2 separate regions of the Homo sapiens genome follow, and region 1 is linked to region 2. A link is an interaction called in ENCODE POLR2A ChIA-PET data of the cell type or tissue named here. Cell type or tissue: B cell. All regions are shown on one strand. Links, peaks and the distances in the headings refer to the core of each region. The heading gives the core; the rest is flanking DNA.

Region 1 (5,378 bases), core at 84-5,083, 1.4 Mb before region 2:
TAGCCAGGATGGTCTCGATCTCCTGACCTTGTGATCTGCCCGCCTCGGCCTCTCAAAGTGCTGGGATTACAGGCGTGAGCCACCGAGGCGCTGTGGTTTTGATCACATAGCCTGACTATGAAAGACCGGTTCTTAGCTCTGCTGTGGCTTCTCTGATTTGAGCTGAATTAATTGCCAAAACATTCTGTGCCTCAGTTTCTTCCTCTCATTCTGGCCCATGGGGAAAATCACGAAATGTGAAACTTGGTGTGAGTGAAGCAGGCGAGGTGTGGGACACTAGGGAGAGGCGGGGACTGGGGCCCATGGGGGAAACACCCCTTCAAAGGCAGCAGCTTCCAGTTAGCTCCAGTTACAGCATCATGGGGTAACACAGGCCTTGGGTGCTAGAATTTTAAATTTTTCAGAAGGTAAAAGTCCAGATTCCTAGATGAAATCTCCGATTTTTTAATGTTTGTGACTAAGTTTTAAAACACCATGTCAGCTACGAATGTCAATCTTAGCTCCACGACCAACTGGTTGTGCGATCTAGAGTACAGTATCTAACTCTCTGAGACCAAACCAGTTTCCTTGGCCGTGAATGAAGATTTCAAGACCTACTTGCCCAAGTGGTTTAACGAACTAACAGAGCCCGGGGCGTGGCTCCCAGTCAGTGAGAGCCACGGTCATCATGCAGCACCTGCTCTGCTAACTGTGCTAATGGACCAGCAACTCCCATTTCTCAGATAAATAAACTGAAGCTCAGAAGAATGGGCAGTTTGACCCTGATCACACAGTCAAGGAAGCAGACCAGGCAGGTAGAAAAAACATCCTTCCCAAACCTGATCACAAGGAAGAGGTAAAACTGATTAACTTATAAATAAGTTAATATAATATAATGTAATTATAAATATAATATAAATAAATATAATTTATAATAAATAAATATATTTATATTATATATAATATATATTATTTATATAATATGCAATTACTACTTATATAATATGTAATATATAATATCTATTATATGTTATATATTTAATAATAATATAATATATAATTATATATTATAATTATTTAATAATTAATTGATTTTAATAATGTTATATGACATATATGTCATTATTAATTATAATATAATATATGATATATCATTATTAATTTATAAAATAACTTATAAATAAGAGTTTGGGGATTAAAAGAGCTCTAAATAAAAAGAAGTGATTATTAATCTGTCTGACTCCTAACAGGTGTGACAGGAGTCTCTAATAAAGACGTCTACAGTCCTAGAGGCAGGCAGACCTCGCCAGGACTTGGCAGATGTGAGCTGATAACACACATGCCCATGGGGTGCTGGCACTGGCTCCTACAGGCTCAAATCCCAGTTTTCCAGGAACCCCAAGAGCTGGTTGTGAATGCAGCCACTCTGGTGGGAGCTGTGGTTAGAGTGTCTCCACGGTAGAAATAGGCAAACACTACAAATCACGGGCTTGTTTTCTTCCCTGGAGAACTGGTTGTCCAAGGTTTACCATGGCATGTGGTCCAGTGACATTGACCCTTTTGGCAAAATCATCCCTTCAGTCCCCAGAGACCAGACCTCCTGATACACCCGCCTTCCCTTCTGCATGGCCCCCATCTCCAGAAAGCAAGTTTGGATCAGGAAGAAATGCAGTTAGCACAAGATGGTGAATGACTCGTTGGGGGCACACGGAGGGGATTACCGTTCAGTGAGGAACACTGAAAGATGGCAAAGGGCCAGACCACGACAGGAAGCTTCCGCCTTCTTTGAGGGGTAGGTGAGATTGTCTGAAACCAAGAAATGCCAGAAAGGGACAGTAACAGTGTTCTGGGTGGCAAGTGCAGTGACAAAAGTGAGCCCTCCAGCTCCCCAGTGGGGCCCACCCTGCCCTCTGGGGAAAGGAGGCTCTAACAGGAGCAGACAGGTCACACCTGCAAAGGAACTGAAAGTCACTGCTCTGAGGAACTGGGACCAAACCCCAAGGCAGAAAACAGGCTGTGACGACCCCAGCTTCCGTAGAACCAAGCCTCATCCCAGGGAAGAGAGAGAGCTCTGGGTGAGCGAGCTCAACCGGGGGTGCCCATGAGTCCATGGGGGATGCTGAGAGGAGAGAGCCAGGACACCTGAGGGCAGGCCAGGGGGAATTCTGATTGTCACCGGGAGTAACGTGGGCTGTTTTGGAGTTTACAGTGTAGTGAGCTTGACGTCCACCCCAGGCAAGAGGCTAGATGAGATTACTAACAGCATGATCTGTGAGGAGAGGCAAAGCAGGTGCTGGGCCTGGGAACCAGCAGGAGGTCACTGGGAACACACCAAGTCAACTAAACCTGTTTACCAGTGTGTGGTTGCTGGCCTCACAAGTTGGGTAATTAGTTGCGTCTGATGAATATCATAGCTCAGTGGCCTACAGCAGTCAGGCGGGTGATGTAAATGAGTGGAACAGGCTGCGAGTGAGGCGACAGGGCGAGGTGGGGATGGTGACACATCAAAGAGAACTGCCCCATTGAAAGGGAATGCTTCCACTCTGATATGGTTTGACTGTGTCCCCACCCAAATCTCATCTTGAATTGTAACTCCCACAATTCCCACGTGTCGTGGGAGGAACCCGGTGGGAGGTGATTGAATTATGGCGGCTCTGTTCTCGTGATAGTGAATGGGTCTCATGAGATCTGATGGCTTTAGAAATGGGAGTTTGACTGCACAAGCTCATTCTTCTCTTGTCTGCCACATGAGATGTGCCCTTCACCTTCCGCCATGATTGTAAGGCCTCCCCAGCCACGTGGAACTGTGAGTCCATTAAACCTCTTTCTTTTGTAAGTTGCCCAGTCTTAGGTATGTCTTTATCAGCTGCGTGAAAACAGACTAATACACGCCCCACCCCAGCTACATCACTGTGGAATAATCAAGGGTATCAGATCTTCAGATTTTTCAAGGAAAGCTGAAAATCCAGATTATTATGTAGAAATCTCTGAATTTTTAAAAATGCTTGTAACTGGTTCATAATTTTTAAAAATATGGGTTGGGTGAACAGAACACTAAATCCAACATAGGGGCCACCAGATTGTGATCTTTAATCTGATATCTATAGGTTTCCATAAAGCATTTTATGGGGTTCATTTGTGATTTTGTTGTTGTTGAAGAGCACAGGGAGAGAGATGGGCCTGGCTGAGGCCACACCAGTGTCAGTCCAGACATAGGCGTCTGTGCTGTTGGTTCCTCCTTTCATTCACATCAGCAATTCAGATAAGGATCCAGGAGGCAGGCCTTCCAATGTGGGGCTGCCATCCAGCTAGGAGGATGGCACACATGCCAGGTGCTAGAGCCAGGATGAAGCTGACCTCAATGGTCTGGAGTAACGGGCTGGTGTAGCCATGGGAAGTTTAGGACAAAACAATCTAAAGTTCCAAGTCTCGGCTGGGCACGGTGGCTCACACGTGTGATCCCAGCACTTTGGGAGGCCAAGGTGGGTGAATCACCTGAGGTCAGGAGTTCGAGACCAGCCTGGCCAACATAGCAAAACCTCGCCTCTACTATAAATACAAAAATTAGCCAGACATGGTGACGCACACTTATAATCCCAACTACTCCGGAGGCTGAGGCAGAAGAATTGCTTGAACAAGGAGGCGGACGTTGCAGTGAGCCAAGATCGCACCACTGCCCTCCAGCCTGGACGACAGAGTGAGACTCTGTCTCAAAAATAAATAAATAAATAAATAAATAAATAAAAATAAAGTTCCAAATCTAGCTTAGCAGGAGCACATGTGAAAAAGACGATGGCATTTTAGTCGATGGCAAATACATTGTGAAGCTGGATCGCTGAATGGGCGCCCCCTGGTGCCACTGTCTGTGAGACTGCACTCGTGGAGGGGCGCCCGGTGGGAGGGTCAGTCCACTCTGCAGGCCTTGGGTTCTGAGACCCCCATTAGGAAGGACAGGCACCAGGTTGAGTGTGTCATGGGAGGTGGATCTGGGATGGCCTGGGGTTAAGAGGGGCGTGCGGAATGGCTGAAGTAACCCAGAGGGTTTGGCCTGAAGAAACCTCAAGAGAGACCTGCCTGGTTTTTCAAACAGTTGAGGCTTCCATGTATCTCCTGAGGGGAGAACCGGGATCCAGGAGTGGATTTTATAGGAGGCCGATTTCTGCTCTATTCAAGGAACACGTTAAAGAAGACCAGAACTATCTAGAGATATACAGGTTGTGGCCTGAGAGTTTCCTGGTGTCTGGCCCTGACCACGCCTCCAGCACCACGTCTCACCAAAGAGGAGCCTCGCAGTGGGTTGAGCTGGCTCAGAAGACCCTGTGGCTCACCACTGGCTAAGTTTTCCAGCTCCTATCCACGGTGCTGGTCCCATTTGGGCACCATTCGGTGAGTGCCCATCTCCCAGCACTCCTGTTGCACTCCTTGTCTTTGACTTGCATCCTCCTCCTGGAGCAGAAACATCCTTGGAAATCGGAAGTGAGACAACCAAGGCCGGGTGCAGTGGCTCATCCCTGTGATCCCAGCACTTTGGGAGGCTGAGGCAGGTGGATCACTTAAGGTCACGAGTTCGAAATCAGCCTGGCCAACATGGTGAAACCCTGTATTTTAAATCTACTTAAAATACAAAATTTAGCCAGGCATGGTGGCGCATGCCTGTCATCCCAGCTACTCAGGAGGCTGAGGTGGGAGAATTGCTCGAACCTGGGAGGTGCAGGTTGCAGTGACCGAGATCGCGCCACTGCACTCCAGCCTAGGCGACAGAGTGAGACTCTGTCTCAAAAAAAAAAAAAGAAATGAGACAACCAAAAGCACCATGCCACTGATCTGCAGCATTGCACGGCGGGTCCCAGCCAGCACAAAACAGATCAGAACAACTCCCCTGTCCCTAAATGAGTTGCATTGGAAGGAACAGACTGTCTGCCATTATTTGCACAAAACAAGATCATTTACCTAGGGAAGCCAAAAGAATAAATTCAGAAACTATTAAAATGAATAAGAGAATTCAGACAGATATTTAAGAGTACCCTACCGAAACTATCACTTTCCTAGATACCCACAAAACCTAACCAGAAAATGTCATGATGGAAAAGGAAGATTCTGTTTGCAAAGGTAATTAAAGCTACATCACACTCAGTAACAGAGCAGGTTTAAGAACTATATGGAGAAAGCAGAAAAAAGATATAAAAGAAAAGCTGAATAAATGGAGAGAGAAACCATGATCTCAAATTGAAGGACTTGATGTTATAAGAACATAAGTTATTTATAAATTAACCTATTAATTACATGTAATTGCACAAAATTCTAACTGGGATTTTTTCAGAGAACTTGACAAGCTGATTTTAAAAATCACCTGGAAAAGAAAATGCATGGCAAGCAAGGACTAATGAGAATAATAAATG
Region 2 (5,378 bases), core at 212-5,211:
AATATAATTTAACAGATATTGAAAAATTTGAATAATATTCATTTGGTAAAATTAGGCTAAGATTATAACGTTTTTCTTGGAGGATTCCAAGAAAGTAAAAGCAGACTTACTTAAAAATAGACATTTTCAGCCAGGCACAGTGGCTCATGCCTGTAATCCCAGCACTTTGGGAGGCCGAGGCAGGCGGATCATGAGGTCAGGAGTTCAAGACCAGCCTCACCAACATAGTCAAGCCCTGTCTCTACTAAAAATACAAAAACTAGCCGGGCATGGTTGCACACGCCTGTAATCCCAGCTACTACTCAGGAGGCTGAGGCAGGAGAATCGCTTGAACCTGGGAAGGGGAGGCTGCAGTGAGCCAAGATTGCGCCATTGTACTCCAGCCTGGGCGACAGAGGGAGACTCCATCTCAAAAAAAAAAAAGTAGACGTTTTATGATACTAAAATAATTTGACAACCAGAGTGATCCTCAAACATTTGTAGGCTACAAATGATGTTATAGCACCAAATTCTAGAACCTCAATTGTGGATTTAATGGTATTTCTGGAGGAGATACACAGTGATATTCTAAGGAAAACCATGCCTCTGCACACAGGCATCTCCTTGGCCTCTTACCTGAGAAGGCAAAAAGCCACTGGGACGGCCACATCAAAAACATGTCATTGCACAAGAGGCTACCGGTAAAAGTTAAGTTGCTGTTTTTGATTTCTCTTTAATTTTTTAAATGTTTGTAAGAGTCGGGTTGCACTATGTTGCCCAGACTGGTCTCAAACTCCTGGGCTCAAGCAGTGCCCCCACCTTGGCCTCCCAAGGTGCTGGGATTACAGGCATGAGCCCACCGTGCCCAACCAGTTTGTTATTTTGGTAGGCCCTGGGCAGTCCTACCTCAGTCTCTCCTCCCAGTCCCCCCTCCAGTCCCCTCAGTCCCTTCTCTGTATCCCCCTGCTATAGTCTGAATGTTGGTGTCCCCGCCCAAAATTCCTATGTCTCCCCAAGGAGACAGTGTTAGGAGGTGGGGCCTTTGGGAGGTGATTAGGCCATGGAGGTGGAGGCTTCATGAATGGGATTAGTGCCCTTATAAAAAGAGACACCAGAGAGCACCCTCCCCCTTTCCACCATGTGAGGACGCAGCAAAGAGGCATCATCCATGGGCCAGTAAGCAGCCTTCACCCAACGGCAAGTGTGCCAGCACGCTTTTGTTTTGTTTTTGTTTTCGTAGACAGCCAGCACCTTTGATCATGGATTTCCCAAACTCCAAAACTGTGAGAAATAAATATTTGCTGGGTTGTTGTTGTTGTTGTTGTTGTTGTTTTGAGATGGAGTTTCGCTCATTGCCCAGGCTGGAGTCCAATGGTGCAATCTCGGCTTGCTGCAACCTCAGCCTCCTGGGTTCAAGTGATTCTCCTGCCTCAGCCTTCCGAGTAGCTGGGATTCCAGGCATCTGCCACCATGCCCAACTAATTTTTGTATTTTTAGTAGAGACAGGGTTTCACCATGTTGGCCAGGCTGATCTCGAACTCCTGACCTCAGGTGATCTGCCTGCCTCGGCCTCCCAAAGTGCTGGGATTACAGGTGTGAGCCACCGTGCCCAGCCAATATTTACTGTTTATAAGCCACCCAGTTGAAGGTATTTTGTTACAGCAGCCTGAGCTGACTGAGTCACCCCTTAGTCTCACCCCGCAGTCCCCCTCACATTCCCCCCCTCCTACCTCCTGAGTCCCCCCACAGACCCCTCAGCTCTTCCAGTGGCTGAGTCCTCTGCTATATGAGCCTCCTATGCCATAAACAGCTGGAGCTGCACCGGTCCCTGTCACACTGTGTCACCTGAGAACCCTGACCCATCCTGCCTGTAGAAGGGTTGCCAAAATCCCTGTAACCTGCAGTCACTAATCATAATGAACAGTGACAGTTGGGGGGGGCCTGTGTTTGTCCTCACCTGGAGAGGAGCAGAGCTGGTGAGCTCCGTTCCAGTCATGAGGAACCCAAAGCCTCATAGGGGAAGTTTCTTGCCTAAAGCCTCCCTCAAGTAGGGTCAGAGCCGGGCCTGTCCTGCTCCCAGCATCTTCAGGACAAGGCTGGGCATGACAGCTGTGGAGGATACGCCATCCTCTGCTGCTGCCTGTTCCCTTAGAAGTCCTTGGCTGGGATGTCATCTGATCCCTTCCATGCACCACTTTGACCTGGAGAGCAGATGGCCATTTTTTGGCTGGAGTGACCTTGAGAGCACCAGAAAGGAGGAGTGGTGAGTAAGACTGGTGGCCAGCTATGTGACAAGGTCTCAAGCAGCCACACCCCTCAGACAGCACCGTCTTTCCTCTGCTTGGAAAGGACCCAGAGAGCAGGGATGAGCGTATAGTTCCTCAGATGCTGGTGGCTTGGCACCCCAAGACACAGGCATTCTATGTTGGCATCCACTGAAGGACCTGTGTGGTCTTTGGGGCACTGTGTGGCACTAGCTGCCAGCCCATGAGGTCACTTATGTCTAAATCGTCTCTCTCTCTCCTGATCCAAGCCCCACTCCAGTCAGCCCTGAAGGGCTTGACGCCTCCCTGTGTAGTCAGCAGGGCCCTTTCTCACTGTTCTCTCCCACTGTGGTCACGTCTCTGAACTTTGGTCCATGATACATAAAAACACATTAGCCCTTTTCTACTCTTGAGAGCTTGATTTCTCATCTTGCTATGAGTAAAGAGAGTCACTTTGAAACTCAAGCTGAGCAGTGTCTTCTTGGCCCAGGCTGCGTCCTTCCCTCAGAGAATGAGACTCAAGCTCCCTGCCTAGCCCTAGTGGTGGAAGAGCTATGAGGGGAAGTGAAAGAAGTACTCAGGGGCAATAACAAGGGCAATATTGACATGTGGTTCCACTACCACTGGGTGCAGTCATACTCCAGGTCCACCTGCCCAAGAGCAGGCCCAGGTCACCCTGATTCCATTTTGAATTGTATTGAAATTCCTCAAGTACCCACTGACTGGATGTGGCAGACATCAGTTGCTTTCTCCTGCCCAGCCTCCCTCCTATTCATAACACTGACTTTTCATAATGGAAGATCTCCTACCCCATTCTCACCCTCTGTCCAAGTGCCTCTGTGGGTCTGACTTGTGGGTGGGGCCACATGACCAGATCTCACCAGTGACAGCCTTCTGCAGGACTTAGGCTGGAACCATGGGGAAAAAGACTGGTTCCCCCTCAGAGATGGCGGGTCCCAGCAGGCCCCATGAGGAGAACCTGCAGAGCACAGCCCAATCCCAACTGAACTAGGAATGGGGAATGAGGGGCTGCTGGCTTCCCACAGGGCTCATGATGTCTGTCACACTGCTTTCTCAAGAGTTTCATTAGAAAACTAACAGTCCTGTTAACATACTACCTTTTCAGCCCTCCCACTCCCACCACCAAGCTAGGTGAAGAAGCTGCGAACAGTAGTCACCATATTCAATAGTATTATAGCTGTGAAACGGCCAGAAAACAAAACCAATGCCAAAGAAAACAGAGCTGACGGAGGGCGGGAGGGAGACGGGTTCCTGATGACATGGTTTAAGGACCTGAATCCTGCTGTACCTGAAGCCATGCTATCTCAGAACATCCTAGTGACAACAAACTTCCTTTTTTCATAAACCAGTTTGTGTTAGGTTTCTGTCACTTGCAACTGAAAGAGACCTAACGGATGTGCAGATTGCTGTTTTGCCTTTTTTTCTTTGTTTTCTTTCTTTCTTTTTATTGATTGTTAATTTATTTCCCTGCTGAAATCTATGTGTGGAAAATTTACAAAACAACCTTAAAGAAAAAATAATTCCACCACCAAGAAGTGACATTTTGGTGAACTTCATTCGTGACTTTTTTTTTCTTGATCATTAGATTATACTGTAGACACAATTCTGTATCAACTTTTTTTCTCTTGACATTTTAAAACAGGCTCTTCTCTACATTATTCAAAACTACTTGTAGTTCTGGAGGGAAGGGCACATGCTTCACATTAACAGTTAACAGAGGGCTACTGGACCAGACAAGGGGTTGAGCGGGGGTCTCACTGTATTCCTCACATAGTATTTTTGTCTAGCGTGAAGGTCATGCAGTGGGCCTGGAATGCTTTTATAAATTTAAAAACAATTTTGAAAATTTCTCGTAAACATTGTGATATCTACCAAGTGGTTATACTGTAAGTGACTTGCCTGCTTCCTGATGATCGAGCATTTGGCTTGTCTCTAATTTTTTACTCTTATCAATCAATAATGTCAGGCCAGGCACAGTGGCTCACACCTGTAATCCCAGCTACTCTGGAGGCTGAGGGGGGAGGATGGCTGAGCCCAAGAGGTCAAGGCTACAGTGGGCCCAGATCATGCCACTGCACTCCAGCCTGGCAACAGAGCCAGACCCTATCTCAATAAAATAATAATAATAATAATAATAATAATAATAATAATGCTGTTATGGACACCTTCAGGTCTAGTGCCTCCCTCAGCAGTTCTTTTTTTTTTTTTTTTTTTTTGAGACGGAGTCTACTCTGTCTCCCAGGCTGAAGTGCAGTGGCCCAATCTCGGTTCACTGCAACCTCCACCTCCCAGATTCAAGCGATTCTCCTGCCTCAGCCTCCAGAGTAGCTGAGATTACAGGCGCGCGCCATGCCCAGCTAATGTTTGTATTTTTAGTAGAGATGGGGTTTCACCATGTTGGCCAGGCTGGTCTTGAACTCCTGACCTCAAGTGATCTGCCCGCTTCAGCCTCCCAAAGTGCTGGGATTACAGGCGTGAGCCACCTTGCCCGGCCTTTCCTCAGCAGATTTCCTGGCAGTGGAACTTCTAGGTCAAAAGTATGTGCGCATATTTTTTGGATCTTGATATACAGGATCAAAATGTTTTCCAGAAAGGTTTATGCCAGTTTCCACGTTTTACTGTCCCCCCACCTAGAAATGCCAGTTACCTCCTCAGCCAAGGGCATGCCTGTCTCCCGTGCTGGGCTGACACTGACACGGAGCGCTGTCAGCACAGGGCCCAGGCTGCCTGCAGCCATAGGAGGATGAGGCCCATGTGGGGTTCCAAGAGCCAGACTGTGGAACAAATTCTCAAAGGAATCCTTCTCCATCATCTGCTTAGTTCAGCAAACATTTCCCGAGCCCTGGTGAGGGTCCTTGTGCAAGATCAGCTTTTACTGGACACTAATGTCCTTCAATATATTAATAGCGCTCTGTGAAAAAATCCAGGTCAAATAAATTGAGAGCGAACTGCATGCTAAACTTTCCTCTCGGAAACTCAGTACCCTTTGTATATTAGAATTCCCTGGGCACTGCCCAGTGCCCAGTGAGTTCTACAGAAAGAGAACCTTTCTCTTTTGTTTTTTTGTTTTGTTTTGTTTTAAGACAGAGTTTTGCTTTATCACCCAGGCCAGAA

Evidence for each region. ChIA-PET counts read pairs that join two places held together with the same protein. Peaks named below come from ENCODE experiments on the same cell type or tissue, not always from the same donor. Only the 100,000 strongest peaks of a DNase experiment are listed, where the experiment ranks them.
Region 1: POLR2A ChIA-PET joins it to region 2 with 5 read pairs; 1 of 35 experiments calls an interaction of 5 or more read pairs at or near these places.

The regions. Positions count from the first base shown.
Region 1 is chr2:233,097,283-233,102,660 of GRCh38, reverse strand. All of the region lies in intron 2 of INPP5D (inositol polyphosphate-5-phosphatase D), which reads right to left. Among named protein-coding and RNA genes, the nearest start is that of INPP5D, 40 kb to the right of the region's middle. In B cell, for the core only: no CTCF peak of the experiment used is centred there; DNase peaks (open chromatin) are centred at 2,040 and 3,878; H3K4me3 peaks cover 1,526 bases; H3K27ac peaks cover 4,687 bases.
Region 2 is chr2:231,718,576-231,723,953 of GRCh38, reverse strand. No RefSeq gene overlaps it. Among named protein-coding and RNA genes, the nearest start is that of MIR1244-1, 8.0 kb to the right of the region's middle. RefSeq lists an enhancer at 2,999-3,078. In B cell, for the core only: no CTCF peak of the experiment used is centred there; DNase peaks (open chromatin) are centred at 2,125 and 2,803.